Linked DNA regions of Homo sapiens: all the other regions are linked to region 1. A link is an interaction called in ENCODE POLR2A ChIA-PET data of the cell type or tissue named here. Cell type or tissue: CD4-positive, alpha-beta T cell. All regions are shown on one strand. Links, peaks and the distances in the headings refer to the core of each region. The heading gives the core; the rest is flanking DNA.

Region 1 (4,640 bases), core at 1-4,000:
AGCAGAGCCAGCTGCCCACCATGACCAGTAGCACTCATCCCTTCTCACGGCTGCCTGAGAAGAGGCCCAGACGCGTTTCAGGTGTGGAGCAGAGGCAGGAAGCCACCTCCACAGGTGGCTCAAGCTCAGGCAGGCCTCCTACTGAATTTTCTAGAAAACTGCAACACACCATGGGAAGTCTGTCAGCCTATTCCAGATGACAATGACAATGGGGTGGCGACCCCGCTCTCCTGTCTCCTTTCAGGGAAAAGGGTCAGCAGTGGCCTCAAACTTTTGAGTATCTACTATGTGCTAGACCATCTATATGCATTATCTTATTTCATCCTTACAACCAGCAAGGTAGAGACTTCACTCCCATTTTACTGATGAAGAAACTGAGGTTCAAAGAAGTACCCCAAAACAGTCAGTGATGGAGTCAGAATTTGAACCCTAGTCTGATTCTTGAGCTCCTAACCACTCTACTGTACTGCCTCTGTGGGCCTAGCCTCAGACATCAATAATACAGAAATAATAATAATGATAAAGCAGCTACCTACTGTTTTCAGACCCTTTATCTCATTTAATCCCTAGGCAATGTACATATCGGCCCATGTTACAGATGGGGAAATGGACTTGCCAGGCTAAGCCCGGAGAAGTTCAGTGGCCTGTCCAGAGTTACACAAAATTGATGGTGGTAGAGCTAGGGTGGAACTCAAGTCCCTCTGCCTCAGCCCAAGCCCTGCCCACAGGCCACACCCCCTCCCTGGCACTCATGTCGAGACAGTGCCTGGCCTCCTGACCTCTCCAGAGGGGAATCTCACGCCCCTTCCCACTGCCTTTGCTCTCTGCAAGGCTGACTCACAGCCAGCCCAGCATTTGTCTGAACAGCAGGAAATCCTCCCAGCGCTGATGTGAACAGGAAGCATCCTCAGTTACCAACAAATATTTACTAAGCCCCACTATGTGCCAGGCACCGTGGAGGCCCTCGGGAAATGCACTAAGTCCCTGCTCTCAAGAGATGCGTGCCAGAGAGGTCCAGGGCGGTGGGTTCACTTACCCAAGGTCACTCAGTGTGTCGGTGGCAGAGCTACCATGAGGACCCAGGTCTTGGACTCCTGGGACAGATACTCCCAGATCTGACTCATGTTTCCACGTTCCCAACTGCTGGAGGGCGAGCAGGGCCGTCTACCTCCAAGGCAAACCTAGTCAGATTAGTTCTCCCTGGTGAGCCTTGGGGACAACTAATCTGACTGGGTTTACCTTGGAGGTAGACGCCCTGCTCGCCTCCGGCAGTTGGGTTTGCCTCCCAAACACATCGCTCTGTTTTGTTTTCGTCTGACTTTTTGGGTTCATGTATGTAACATGTCTGTCTCCCTCATGAGCCGTTTGCTGAGAGGGGGGACCTTGTCTGTGTCATCATGTCGTGTCCTCAGCACCTCGCACAGCACCTAGTGCTCTCTGTGTTCAATGACCACACCGTTATTTCCTCGTTTCCCTGTCCCATGTCAGCAATGCTGGGTGCTCTCCCTGCAACAAGGAAGGGGCTGACCTGCCCCCATGGGACCTGGCAGAACCCACACGGGGGCAGAGGAGCCAGGGCTGCCTGGTCAGCTCACAGAACCTGAGCACCGTGGCCAGAACCCAGATGAGCCACAGGTGCCCACTGCCAATCGAATGTCCCCTCCCTCCCTAGCCCTGCTTTTGGTGATGAGCTGGGCAGTGCCAGGGTCAGTGACTTATGCCACTATGGCCTCTCAACTGACTTTTAGTGTGAGGCCAGGAGACAGAGCAGCCCTGGGCTGAGAAACTGTTTCAGCTCCACTTCCTCCAGGAAGCCCTCTATGCTCAGCCTCATCTAGGCTCCGCCAGCTCCGAGGTACACAGTGGAAGGGACTGAGCAGTCCCCACAGTGTCTCCTGCTGACGGGGCCTGACAGCTCTGCTGCTGAGAGGTTTCACAGAAGGCAAGATGTGTCTTCCACCTGGGGAAATTCCTGTGGAGCCACAGCATAGGGACTCAGCACACTTAAACTCGTTTTAAAGGCAACAAGACTGAGGCTCAGAGAGTGGGAGGACCTTGAGTTAGAAAGTCTAATGCATACCACAGCCAGGAAGCTATTTGACTCTAAACCCGGAGGTCTAGCAGCACGCTCCCTGCATGCCACATAGCAAGGTGCTGGGTCACTGATGCTAACATCTAAACAGGGGCCAGGTGCGGTGGCTCACTCTTGAAATCCCAGCACTTTGGGAGGCTGAGGTGGGTGGATCACTTGAGGCCAGGAGTTTGAGACCTCCTCTTCACAGAGGTGGAAGGGAGGACCAGCGGGGGCAAGTGTATCCCAAGTCCCAGCTACTTGGGAGGCTGAGGCAGGAGGATCGCATGAACCCAGGAGGCAGAGGTTGCAGTGAGCCAAAATCGTGCCACTGCACTCCAGCTTGGGTGACAGAGGAAGACTCCAGCTCAAAAAAAAAAAAAAAAAAAAAGTCACTGAAGTCACCTGGTACCCAGGACTACTTCAAGGACAGCCATTGTTATGGCCAACATGGTGAAACCCTGTCTCTACTAAAAACACAAAAATTAGCCAGGCATGGTGGCGCACACCTGTAATCCCAACTACTTGGGAGACTGAGGCAGAAGAATCACTTGAACCCGGGAGGCAGAGGTTGTAGTGAGCCGAGATTGCACCACTGCACTCCAGCCTGGGCGACAGAGTGAGACTCTGTCTCAAAAGTCAAAGTAGGACCATTACCAACCATGATGATGATGCTGACCAATGGCAGCTATTGCTGCAGCACCTGCTCTGAGCCAGGCCTGCACTTGGTGTTTGAGAGGTGGGTATGGGTATAATTCTCATTTTAGAGAGGGGAAACTGAGGCACCGTGAAGTTAAATGACTCATTCAAGCTCCTCTAGCTGGAAAGTGGGAAATCAGGACTCAGACCCAGAGAGCCTGACCCCAGCTGGTGTCCAAGTTCAAATTCCTTGCTGTTCTAGCTCCCTGGTCACTAGGAGTGCAGAGGTTATCCCCCACAACTGCTCAGGGGCCTGAGAACATTAAGGGCTGAGGGCAAGCCTACCCCCAACACCTTGGGTAAATACAGATTCCAACCTCACTCTGCGCCCACAGCCTGCTCCTCTCCACCTCCCCAGCCAGACCATGGTCCTACTACCTTGCCCCGCCCCAGGGGGTACCACAGGGACCCCTTCAAGACACCTGAGCAGGTGGACAAGTCTCTCCTGGATCACAGGGCCCCCAGCCACCCAGGTCAAGCCCACCCTGAGGTTGAATGCAGGATTGGGAAGCTGCCTGGCCTCCCCTGCCTCCCTGTGTGAACACAGACCACTTCCTCTCTCTGATCCTCCCTTCCTCCTCCGAAGCAAAAGGCTTCGATGAAACTCAGTCTCCTTTGTTCCCCTCCACCACCAACTGCCATGTGAGTCAAAATGGGTAAGGCAGGCTCTTCCTAGGCACATTTTTGTTTTAACAGGTGGCTCTGGTAACTGAAAGCCACTGCAAGCCCAAAGAAGTGCAGCTGGTGGGTTTTGTGTCAGGAAGACAAAAAGGAGGAGGGAGGAGGGAGATTCTGCAGCTGGAGAGGCCTCCCAGAGTCTACTGCAACCCCCACTCCAGTCCCCAGGAAGGAAACGCACCCCTGAGGGCCTGCTGTTACCAGCCAGGCACTGTACAAAAACCAATCAGCATGTCAGTTTCCCCAAGAACCCCAAGATCTTGGTTTTGTCACCCCATTTTACAGAGGGGGAAGCTGAGTTTCAGGAGTTGTCTACCTGAGGTACCCTAGCTGCTAAGCGGCAGGCAGGAATTCAACCCCAGTACATCTGAAGCCCAGGGCTAATGCACTGGCCCACCCTGCCACCCTGATTCTAACTCTTCCCCCCACACTGCCCCCTCTTTTTTGCATAAAGTGGAATTGGCAAATGAGCAAAGCAATGAACAGCTTCTACTTGAGTGCAGGCAGATCTGGGTTCAAGTCTAGCTCTGCTGCTTGCCAGCTGTGTGACTTTGGCAAGTTCCCTCCCCTCTCTGAGTCTCAGTTTCCTCATAATAAGTGAAGTTAATAATAGGACAGGACCTTCCTCAGAGGGCTGACATAAACATTAAATGAGTCACTGTATGCAAAGCAGGACAGCGCCTCGTGCAGAGTAGACATTCAAATATGAGACAGAAAAGGCACATTGCTGATTTAGCCCCAATTCCCCTCTGCATCAGAGAGGGACAGTTTAGAAACTGCTGTCCCTTGGCCGGGTGCGGTGGCTCATGCCTGTAATCCCGGCACTTTGGGAGGCTGAGGTGGGCGGATCACCTGAAGTCGGGAGTTCGAGACCAGCCTGGCCAACAAGGAGAAACCCCGTCTCTACTAAAAATACAAAAAATTAGCCGGGCATGGTGGTGCATGCCTGTAATTCCAGCTACTTGGGAGGCTGAGGCAGAAGAATCACTTGAACCTGGGAGGCGAAGGTTGCAGTGAGCCGAGGTCGTGCCATTGCACTCCAGCCTGGGCAACAAGAGCGAAACTCTGTCTAAAAAAAGAAAAAAAGAAAGAAACTGCTGTCCCAGCCTGTACCTGTTCACTTGCCAGTCTACAGCTTCAAGGCTCTCAGATTTTGTGTAGCCCTGGCAAGTCCCTCCACTCCCTAAGCTTC
Region 2 (5,448 bases), core at 682-4,681, 1.2 Mb after region 1:
CAACAAAGATGATGAGATGGTAAAAACTTGAAAAGTAGAGGATTTGCCTAGGAAAAATTAAGCCCTTCGGAAACTTAGTAAAGCTAAGGAATATTTTGGCAAAACCATCTTTTGTATGTTGCAAAAGTGAGACAGGAAATGAAGTATAGTGTTTGGGAATTTTTTTTTTTTGAGATAGAGTCTTGCTCTCCTGTCCAGGCCGGAGTGCAGTGGTGCGACCTTGGCTCACTGCAGCCTCAGCCTCCTGAGTAGCTGGGATTACAGGCATGCGCCACCACACCCGGCTAATTTTTGTATTTTTAGTAGAGACAGGGTTTCACCATGTTGGCCAGGCTGGTCTTGAACTCCTGACCTCAGGTGATCCACTCGCCTCGGTCTCCCAAAGTGTTGGGATTACAGGCATGAACCACTGCACCTGGCCTAGTGTTTGGGAAAACTATACTAGGAAAAGAATAGTTGCTTTAAGTCATTCTTTGATTATTCTGAGAATTGGCATATAGCTGCCATTATAACCTACTTTTGCTAAATATAATAATAATAATCATTATTTTTATTTTTTGAGACAGGGTCTTGTTTTGTCACCCCGGCTGGAGTGAAGTGGCGCAATCTCGGCTCACTGCAACCTCCACCTCCGGGTGCAAGCAATTCTCCTGCCTCAGCCTCTTGAGTAGCTAGGATTACAGGCACAAGCCATCATGCCCAGCTAATTTTTGTATTTTTAGTAGAGACAGGGTTTCACCATGTTGGTCAGGCTGGTCTTGAACTCCTGACCTCAGGTGATCCACCCGCCTCGGCCTCCCAAAGTGCTGGGATTACAGGCGTCAGCCACTGTGCCCGGCCCTGCTAAATATAATATTAACTTTATAATTTTAGTCTCATTTTCCACCCAGATCTTGTTTATCACTATCTGGGTGGTAGTGATAAAGTTCCACCCAGATCTTGTTTATCACTATTCCCTATGAAATGTTTCTGGGTGGCCGGGCGCAGTGGCTCATGCCTATAATCCTAGCAATTTGGGAGGCCAAGACAGGTGGATTGCTTGAGGCCCGGAGTTCAAAACCAGCCTGGCCACATGGTGAAACCCTGTCACTACTAAAAATACAAAAAATTAGCCAGGCATGATGGTGGGCGCCTGTAATCCCAGCTACTCGGGAGGCTGAGGCAGGAGAATCACTTGAATCTGGGAGGCAGGGGTTGCAGTGAGGCGAGATCATGCCACGGCACTCCAGACTGGGCAATAAGAGCAAAACTCCGTCTCAAAAGAAAAAAAAAAGAAATGTGTCTGGGTATGTTTTTGGCTGCAATTAGCTGAAAACCCTGACTCAAAATGGCTTATTGCAGATACTTAGAAGCCCAGAGGTGGGCCTCCAAAGGTCATTGTCTCAGTGGCCTGGACTCTGCATTTTTCCACTCTGCCATGTTCAGGTCTCAGCTTTGTCCTTAGGAAGGCTCCCCATGTGGCACAAATGCAGGAGTCACATCCAGAAGAAGAAGCCTTTCTTGCCGGGCGTGGTGGCTCACACCTGTAATCCCAGTGCTTTGGGAGGCTGAGGTGGGTGGATCACGAGGTCAGGAGTTCAAGACCAGCCTGGCCAACATGATGAAACCCCCATCTCTACTAAAACTACAAAAATTAACCAGGCGTGGTGGCGGGCACCTGTAATCCCAGCTACTCGGGAGGCTAAGCCAGGAGAATCGCTGGAACCCAGGAGGCGGAGGTTACAGTGAGTCGAGATCTTGCCACTGCACTCCAGACTGGGCAACAGGGCAAAACTCCGTCTCAAGAAAAAAAAAAAAAAAAAGAAAAGGCCAAGCGTGGTGGCTGTAATCCTAGCACTTTGGGAGGCTAAGGCAGGCAGATCACGAGGTCAGGAGTTTGAGACCAGCCTGACCAACATGGTAAAACCCTGTCTCTACTAAAAATACAAAAATTAGCCGGGCACGGTAGCATGCCTGTAGTCCCAGCTACTCGGGAGGCTGAGGCAGGAGAATCGCTTGAACCCGGGAGGCGGAGGTTGCAGTGAGCCAAGACCGTGCCAGTGCATTCCAACCTGGGTGACAGAGGGAGACTCCGTCTCAAAAAAAAAAAAGCCTTCCTTGGTTTCCTGCCAATTTCCTGTCATGTTTCTTTGTCCCGAATTGGGCCAATATCCATGCCCATTCCTAATACAATTACCTTAATTGACTTAGATTAGCCCTGAAGCATGTAGTGATGTGGGGGAGGAATGACAACTGAAGAAAATAGAAAAGAAGGGACAAAGGTTGTTGAGTTGGCAACCAACAATTCCTGTTATAGCTTTTTAAATTAATTCACTTTAAGTGGTACTGATTATTCATATTGTTATTTCCATGTATAGAGAGAGAAGAAATTGGAGGCTTAGAGGAAGTGAAGTGACTTGTCCAAGGTCACATAGCTAAGTGGAATTTATTTTTTTTTTTTTTACTTTTCTGAGACAAAGTCTCACTCTGTCGCCCAGGCTGGAGTGCAGTGGCGTGATCTTGACTCACTGCAACCTCTGCCTCCTGGGTTCAAGTGATTCTTCTGCCTCAGCCACCCGAGTAGCTGAGATTACAGGTGTGCACCAGCATGCCCGGCTAATTTTTTGTATTTTTAGTAGAGATGGAGTTTCTCCATGTTGGCCAGGCTGGTCATGAACTCTTGGCCTCAAGTGATCCACCTACCTTGGCCTCCCAAAATGCTAGGATTACAGGTGTGAGCCACGGCGCCCAGCTACTGGAAGTCATGATGCAAGCTGTTGTTTGAATCATGAATTCCAAACTTAATGAGTGCTAGGTTGAAGTTATTTTTTTTCTGTTTCCCTTAATCTTCTATTGAGATATAACATGTATTGAAGCACAGACATCTTTTGCAAGAATTCATTGAGCACTATAGTTATATTCATCTGTACTTACTGTCTCCCTGGTAAAGGCATAAACTCCCTTCAAGATGGGGACATGGTTTTATACTTTCCTGAATCTCCTTTAGTGCTTATATCTAACAGCACTTAACCAGGATCTGGAGGGGGTCAACCAGTCTTGCTTCCTTCCAATCTACTCTGTAGATGTTTGTGTTTTTCTACTGTAACTATAGAGGTAAAGGAGCCAATGGTGTTTCCAGTGTCTGGCACATAATAGGTGCTCTATGAATGTCAAATGAATGACTGAGGCATAAAAAGTTCTTCCTATGACATAAGTAGTATAATAGGAAGATCACTGGGATAGAATTTTCTTAGAAGACGTGGCTCCTAGTCCTAGCACTATTACTCTTACTGACTATAACTTTGGACAAGTCATTTGTTTAATTTCAAACATTTACTGAATTCTGTGTACCAAATACTGTACAAGTTGTTCAAAAGGCTACAGAGTCTCTACTCTCAAAGTCTAGTCAGGGGAGAGATTACACAGGAGTGAAACCCCATCTCTACTAAAAAAAAAAAAAAGAAAGAAAAAAATAGCCAGGCATGGTGGCAGGCACCTGTAATCCCAGCTCTTGGGAGGCTGAGGCAGAAGAATTGCTTGAACCCAGGAGGCAGAGGTTGCAGTGAGTCAAGATCACACTACTGCACTCCAGCCTGGGCAACAGAACGAATATCTGTCTCAAAGAAAAAAAAAAAAAGAAAAAAAAAGTATGTTTAGAGATCCTTAAGGAAGTTTTGAACCTATCCAATATGTTGGGAGTCAAGATGAGGAGGGTAAAAGTAGGAATTCAGAGAAAGGATAAATATTTTGAAGGAAGGCAGCATAATGGTTAACTAGTCAGACTGCAGACAAACAAGCAGTACAAATCCCATGTTCCCAGGTCTTAGCTGGAGGATTAAATCCCAGATTCTCATCCTTGAGAACCTCTTTAAGCTTGTTTTCCCATCTGTAAAATGTAGATGATAATAGAATCCTTTTCCTACTGTAAAATGATGCACATTGGGGGCTTCATGTAGCCAGATATATAATAAATCCTCAATACATGTAGCAGTGGTAGGGGAGAACTAAAAGACTTGTTAACATATTGGATGTAGGTGAGAAAGAAGAATCAAAAAGAATATCCAGGTTCCCGCCCTGGGAGGGGCAGACATAAATGGAGCCAGGAATGGTACAAGGAGCTTTGTGGTGGGCACTCACTAGTACCTTTCTTTGGAATAGCTCAACAAATGTTCACTAAGTACACATAAAGTCAATATAACTTGATGAGCTAGAGTTAGGCTAAGATGTTGAGTTAGCAGAAGAGTAGTACCCAACTAAGGGCTTGAGGAAGGCTTCCTAGAAAAGATAATGGGTGCACGTAGTCCTGAAGGATGAGCAAGGCTTGCGAGGAGGGAAGGTAGGAAGGGCATTCCAGACAAAGGGACAAACATGCACAAAGGTGAGACAGAGCATGGTGAACACACAAAGTTGTAGGCATTTTGTCTTTCTAGGACACAAAAAACAAGGTGATGAAAACAAGGCTGGAGAGACAAGCGGAGACCACAAGTGGTCACCCCTCACTGGCCTCGCTGTACTACTGGACTGCTCCAGCCCTTCCTGGCCCAGAGCTAGAGATGGCACCACCCCCGCACTGTGCACACAATAGGTACAGACACTCTCAGCCCCAAACCCCTCCAGCCTGTTACTGTGAGACTCACACATCCTGTTTTCCCAAGCTTGCCCCACAGGGTGAGCAAACTGGACCAGCTGGATTAGAGTATTTGGAAAAGTGCAGGTGGAGTTTCTAGGCTATGCCACGTCAGGCCAGGGGGTGAGATTTTTTTCCCTTCCCCTGGTCTTTGGGCTGGGGCACTCCCTGAGGAGGGAGGGGTGTGACCCATCCCACCCATTGGTGGTCCATGATCCATTCATCCAGTACATCATCCATAAGCATCTGCTGAGCCGGGCGCAGTTGCTCACGCCTGTAATCCCAGCACTTTGGGAGGCCGAGGTGGGCGGATCATCTGAGGTCAGGAGTTCAAGACCAGCCTGGCCAACATGGTGAAACCCCGTCTCTACTAAAAATACAAAATTTGCCGGGCATGGTGGCGCATGCCTGTAATCCCAGCTACTCGGGAGGCTGACACAGGAGAATCGCTTGAACTCAGGAGGCAGAGGTTGCAGTGAGTCGAGATCGAGCCATCGCACTCCAGCCTGGGCAACAAGAGTGAAACGCCATCTCAAAAAAAAAAGCATCTGCTGAAGGCACAGTATTGTGTTAGAGGCTTGGACTACCCTGAGGAATAATAGTCCTGACACTTGAGGACATCCCCATCCAATTGGAAAGGCACTGGATAAACATCTAAGAAAATGTCACAAGGCATAAAAGCTGTAATAATAATAGCTAACTTGTATTTAGGGTAAACAAAAGGCTGAATCAGGCTTTGGACTAAATATTTTGCCTGTGGCTCATTTAATCTTAATAACAACCATAAGATTATCTCATTTTATGATGAGGAAACTGTATACAGAGAGGTGATTGACTTGCCT
Region 3 (5,448 bases), core at 688-4,687, 330 kb after region 1:
GCTAGTTTTGCAAGTATGACAGCTTCTAATGGAATGGAAATATTTTTATGTGCTCTGCATAGACTTAAAAAGTTTTATGTTACTTTCACATTGAAACAGTTCATGAGCATCTATTTGGCAGTTAGAGTATTGTACTTTGACATAGTAGGTGGCACTGCTATTTTGATTTTTTTTTTCACCAAGACAGTGTGAAGATACAGATGTGTTGGGAAATATGAAAGACAGTTTACTCAGTATTATTTCACTGACAGCTGCCCAGGATTCCAATGAAAATGTTATCTGTATAAAGTGATGATGGTATCTCATTTGACCATCACAAATGAGATACCATCACATCTTGTAAGGTAGTTTGTATTATTGTCATTTTACAGATGAGAAAATTCAGGTACAACAAGGTTAATAAGGTGTAAATGATAGCTAAATGTAGTGTTGGTAGGACTCAAATCCAGCTTCTTTACTTTCAAAATCTAGTGGATCTGTAGCCTCCAAATTGACTAGATACACAAACTTTATTTTGATATTAAGCTGTTAAGGGAAGATGGAGTAGGAAGCAAAGAGTGTGTGTGCTGTGTTTACCTGATACTAATATTAAACAGGCTTAGATTTTAATTAGTTTCCATAATATTTTAAGTATTATTGTAAGTAAGAGGAGCAAGGACAGAAAGATCTTGTGGTACTAGAGTGAATACAATAAAACAAAGACTGCCACTTCCATATTGTACCCCAGTATAGATGGGGAGACAACGTAAGCTTTGTTTTCAGACACACCCGGGTTCAAATCCTGGACTGATAACACAACTGGTTTCAAATCCTGGACTGATAACTTATGTGACCTTGGGCAAATCATAAACCCCTTTGAACCTTTTTACATTTACCTGTAAAATAGGGATAGTCATCTCATCTTCATTTTTTGTAGGAATGAATTGAGATGGTGTACAGTCTCTAGCAGATAGCAGGCATGCAGTGCATGGCAGCTACTATATTACCATCTCATAAGAATACATTCATTACAGTTTTGAATGTGAAGCTTTCAAGATGCCATTTTGTTGTAGTTCTCTTGACAGTTTTTTCCCCAAAAGTATTTTAGCTATCTTAGTTTTGCAAGTGTATATGTATTAGGCACTTAGGGATATATGTTAGAACTATCAGTTGCTTGTGTTTTACCACTTCTTATATCTTGGCTTGCTTTGACTTTATAAATGTTCTTCTTCTCCCAAATGTATAGGTCCTATGGCAGCGTATACAAAGCTATTCATAAAGAGACCGGCCAGATTGTTGCTATTAAGCAAGTTCCTGTGGAATCAGACCTCCAGGAGATAATCAAAGAAATCTCTATAATGCAGCAATGTGACAGGTAAAGGCATGTGGGCTTCCTTTGGGGAGAATGTGGTTTTGAATTAGCTATGATTGTGTAGAGTTTGATACCTAGAGACACATTTACTTAGATATTTTGCAGAAGGGAGAATTCGATGGAATCACTGTGCATTTTCTTTTCAGAAAAAAATATGATGATAATGGTTGTTTTTGTAGCTAAACCTCCGTAATTTTTATGCATGGTGTTTTGTTTTTTTTTTTCAATTTTTCTTTTTTTTTTTTTCTGAGACAAAGTCTCGCTCTGTCGCCCAGGCTGGGGTGCAGTGGTGCAATCTCGGCTCATTGCAACCTCCACCTCCCAGGTTCAAGTGATTCTTGTGCCTCAGCCTCCCGAGTAGCTGGGACTACAGGCATGTGCCACTACGCCCAGCTAATATTTTTGTATTTTTAGTAGAGATGGAATTTCACCATATTCGTCAGGCTGATCTCAAATTCCTGACCATAAATGATCTGCCTGCCTCGGCCAAGTCCCAAAGTACTGGGATTACAGGAGTGAGCCACCATACCTGGCTTTTTTCTTTTCTTCAGTGAGCCCTTTTAGAAACTAGGAAGAAGAGGCAGAAGGTGGTGCTTGCTTTTTTTTGTGTGTGTGATAATGATCTTTTTTACTTCCTATTGAGAAAACATTTCTGCAGAGATAGCCAAGAACAGATAATTCAAATGTTTTTTAGTTCTAGAAACCTTAGAATATCAGGTAAATCTATAAAAAAAGAGTAGTTATGTATATACTACTGTTTGTTCCTTCACATTAAAAAAAATTATTCTAGCTGAGAGTACCTACGTATTTATTTTTGAGGAACTAAGATTTGTCAAATGTTGTAAGCAGGAAGTCAGACCAAAAGACAACCACAGAAAACCACGTGGTTTGCTCTGAAATTCCATGACAACATGGGTTGGTCACTGATAGAGCAGGCTTCCCCAGCACTATTTAGATTAGAGACAAACACAAAGTTAGGGGCAATGCCAGCTCTAGGGAGCTGAAGATGGGTGAGAAATTCTCTCAGTTGAAGCTGCATTCATTCTTCTGAAGGCTTTTTGGTCAGCAGATCAACTTAGTACCTGCTGTTTGCAAAACTTCTACATTAGGGTTTAGGTGGGGCTACCTACCAAAAAATTAGTCCAGAAGCCTTTCAGTCTCACAGACTTGGGAATGTAGTCCTTTCTTTTTTCTCTCCCTTCTTTTTTTTTCCCTTCTATTTTTGTGATTACTGTCTACTAGATAAAATCCCCATTTTTCTTGATTGGATTGACCAGATGAAGGTGGCAGTTTTCCATTTGCTCCTTTTTCAGATACATTTTGGAAGTTCTTTCCATTTGGCAAATTGGGACTTTGTCACTTTCGATAGACTGTGCGGGAGCTGTGTTCCAAACAGAGTATGGAAATGTCTTTAATTAAAGAAGAGATATTTTCAAGCGTCTACTCTGTGCTAAGCACTGTAAGGAATACAGTGAAATACAGAGCAGAGTCCTTGTGCTTTGGGAGTTTATAGACTAATTGGACAGGCTAAGTATATATATATGTAGAGGAGAATCTAGCCAACAGTGCAAGTCTATAGAGAACATATTCCAGTAGTAAATACTTGATAGTAATGGCCTACAGTATTTAACTCCTGTCAGTACTGTATTACAGGGAGAGTAAATGTGTTGATATTTACCTTAGACACTTTTTTCATTAATATTTAATGTGTGTGTGTGTTTTGCTGTCCTTGTCACTGGCATGTTTCCTAAGGTTTGAAGAGGAAATTGTAAGAGTTCTGAGTTAATGAAGCCAATTTGGTTTTAACATCAGTTGTTAGGAAACTTCATTTGGCCATGATAACAATCTAGCCAGTTAAAGCTGGCAGCTCTCAGAGGGCACATTATTTTATTTTAATAGGATATTTGATTTTTCTCTGAATTTCTTGTTTGGTATCTCTCTTCCAGCTTGAGACCTAAAATTCCAGGTTTGATCCTGAACATTTTTTCTTTATAATAGATTGTAGTATGTGTATGTTTTTATTACAAAGTACATATGACTTCTTAGAAAAATTCAAATGAAAAGAAAAGAAAATCACTTTTCCCTTTGGAGAAATCATCATTTTTTCTTTTTTTTGAGACGGAGTCTCCTCACTCTGTTGCCCAGGCTGGAGTGCAGTGGCGCGATCTCGACTCACTGCAAGCTCCGGCTCCTGGGTTCATGCCATTCTCCTGCCTCAGCCTCCTGAGTAGTTGGGACTACAGGGCCTGCCACCACGCCAGGCTAATTTTTTTGTATTTTTAGTAGAGACGGGGTTTCACCATGTTAGCCAGGATGGTCTCGATCTCCTGACCTCGGGATCCGCCCACCTCGGCCTCCCAAAGTGCTGGGATTACAGATGTGAGCCACTGCGCCTGGCTGAAATCATCATTCTTAAACACTGCTTGATACACATATTCTTCCAAATCACTTTGGAGTTTTACAGTAATTCCTGTTTTGTAGCCTGCTTTTTTGTTTGTTTGTTTGTGTAAACACAGTATCTTCTCATGTTATCACATAGTCTATAACATTTTTCATGGATTCATGATATTTTATTATACGGCTATAGCATTCTTTGTTTTTTTTGAGATGGAGTCTTGCTCTGTCGCCCAGGCTGGAGTGCAGTGGCGCGATTTCGGCTCGCTGCAACCTCTACCTCCTGGGTTCAAACAATTTTCCTGCCTCAGCCTCCCGAGTAGCAGGGACTACAGGTGCACACTGCCACGGCTGGCTAATTTTTTGTATTTTAGTAGAGACAGGGTTTCACCATCTTGTCCAGGCTGGTCACGAACTCCTGAGCTCAGGCAATCCGCCCGCATCGGCCTCCCAAAGTGTTGGGATTACAGGTGTGAGCCACTGCACCTGGCCCTGTATCATTATTTCTTAAATAAACTCCCTAATGTTGGATGGACATTTAGATGATATCTAAATTTCCACTTTTGTCAATAGTGCTATGATGGTAACTGTTACTTTTTGAACATTTATAATTCTTTTTTGAGGATAAATTGTAGACATAGAAATGCTGGTTAAAGAACTCACCAAGTTTTTTATACTTTTGTGATTTATTACCCTCCAGAAAAGCTATACCATTTTGCATTCTTATCAGGAGGTTGTCCATTTTATCCTTAACTATGAATAATTGATCTTTCCAGATGAGGAATTAATTTGTATATACTTGCTAGCATGAATTAAGAGATATTTGAAGGCCATTTTATTAATTTGTATTGTCTCTCTCTCTCTAGCCCTCATGTAGTCAAATATTATGGCAGTTATTTTAAGAACACAGACTTATGGATCGTTATGGAGTACTGTGGGGCTGGTTCTGTATCTGATATCATTCGATTACGAAATAAAACGGTAGGTTTACCTTCTAGAACATGCAACTGAGCTAGTTTCTTATGCCATCTTCTTTTCTCTGCCTCTTTTTCAGGGCATTCTCCTACTAGAGAGACGACTGTCAGATTTCCCCTTTTCCATGGTTATTTTCCATCTTTATTCTTTTATGTCTCCTAAGTGTGACAGCTTTTTTTTTTTTTTTTTTTCAAGAGACCAGAGTCCCCTGTCACCCAGGCTGGAGTGTAGTGGCACAGTCATAGCTCACTACAGTCATAGCTCTACCTCCTGGGCTTCAGTGATCCTCTCACTTCAGGCTCCTGAGTAGCTGGGACTACAGGCGTGTACCACCATGCCCAGCTAATGTTTTGTTTTGTTTTTTAATTTTTTTTTTTTGTGGAGATGGTGTCTCACTGTGTTGCCCAGGCTGGTTTCGAACTCCTGGCCTCAAGCAATTTTCCCACCTCGGCCTCCCAAAGTGCTGGGATTACAAGTATGACCCCCCCATGCCTGGCAATGTGGCAGTTTTGACACCAATTTAGTCCAGTGATTTTTAGCATGCTTTGGTTATTTCTTACTGGGAAGAAAATGACTGTTAGATCTTAGTTATAGAATGAATTTTAAATGTTTAAATTTGGATTTGGATTTGGGTTTCTGCTTCTACCTAGCGTGTTCACAAATTAAATTCCTGTATTTCCTGTTAATCAGAGAATAATCCCCTTATGAAAGATTATTTGCTGATACTG

Evidence for each region. Peaks named below come from ENCODE experiments on the same cell type or tissue, not always from the same donor. Only the 100,000 strongest peaks of a DNase experiment are listed, where the experiment ranks them.
Region 2: POLR2A ChIA-PET joins it to region 1 with 5 read pairs; 2 of 35 experiments call an interaction of 5 or more read pairs at or near these places.
Region 3: POLR2A ChIA-PET joins it to region 1 with 5 read pairs; 3 of 35 experiments call an interaction of 5 or more read pairs at or near these places.

What each region holds. Positions count from the first base shown.
Region 1 is chr20:44,642,917-44,647,556 of GRCh38, forward strand. All of the region lies in intron 1 of ADA (adenosine deaminase), which reads right to left. Among named protein-coding and RNA genes, the nearest start is that of ADA, 6.5 kb to the right of the region's middle. RefSeq lists enhancers at 1-50, 42-161, 51-641, 172-351, 642-1,231 and 4 more, cis regulatory regions at 2,140-2,698, 3,387-3,414, 3,798-4,393 and a silencer at 2,995-3,074. In CD4-positive, alpha-beta T cell, for the core only: a CTCF peak has its summit at 177; DNase peaks (open chromatin) are centred at 85, 815, 1,945, 3,465 and 1 weaker place; H3K4me3 peaks cover 1,446 bases; H3K27ac peaks cover 3,715 bases.
Region 2 is chr20:45,868,262-45,873,709 of GRCh38, forward strand. All of the region lies in intron 1 of ZSWIM3 (zinc finger SWIM-type containing 3), which reads left to right. Among named protein-coding and RNA genes, the nearest start is that of ZSWIM1, 10 kb to the right of the region's middle. In CD4-positive, alpha-beta T cell, for the core only: no CTCF peak of the experiment used is centred there; no DNase peak of the experiment used is centred there.
Region 3 is chr20:44,977,218-44,982,665 of GRCh38, forward strand. STK4 (serine/threonine kinase 4) reads left to right here. Exons shown (of 11, transcript NM_006282.5): 3 at 1,226-1,354; 4 at 4,612-4,726. Among named protein-coding and RNA genes, the nearest start is that of STK4, 13 kb to the left of the region's middle. In CD4-positive, alpha-beta T cell, for the core only: no CTCF peak of the experiment used is centred there; DNase peaks (open chromatin) are centred at 1,374 and 2,254; H3K4me3 peaks cover 1,853 bases; H3K27ac peaks cover 4,000 bases.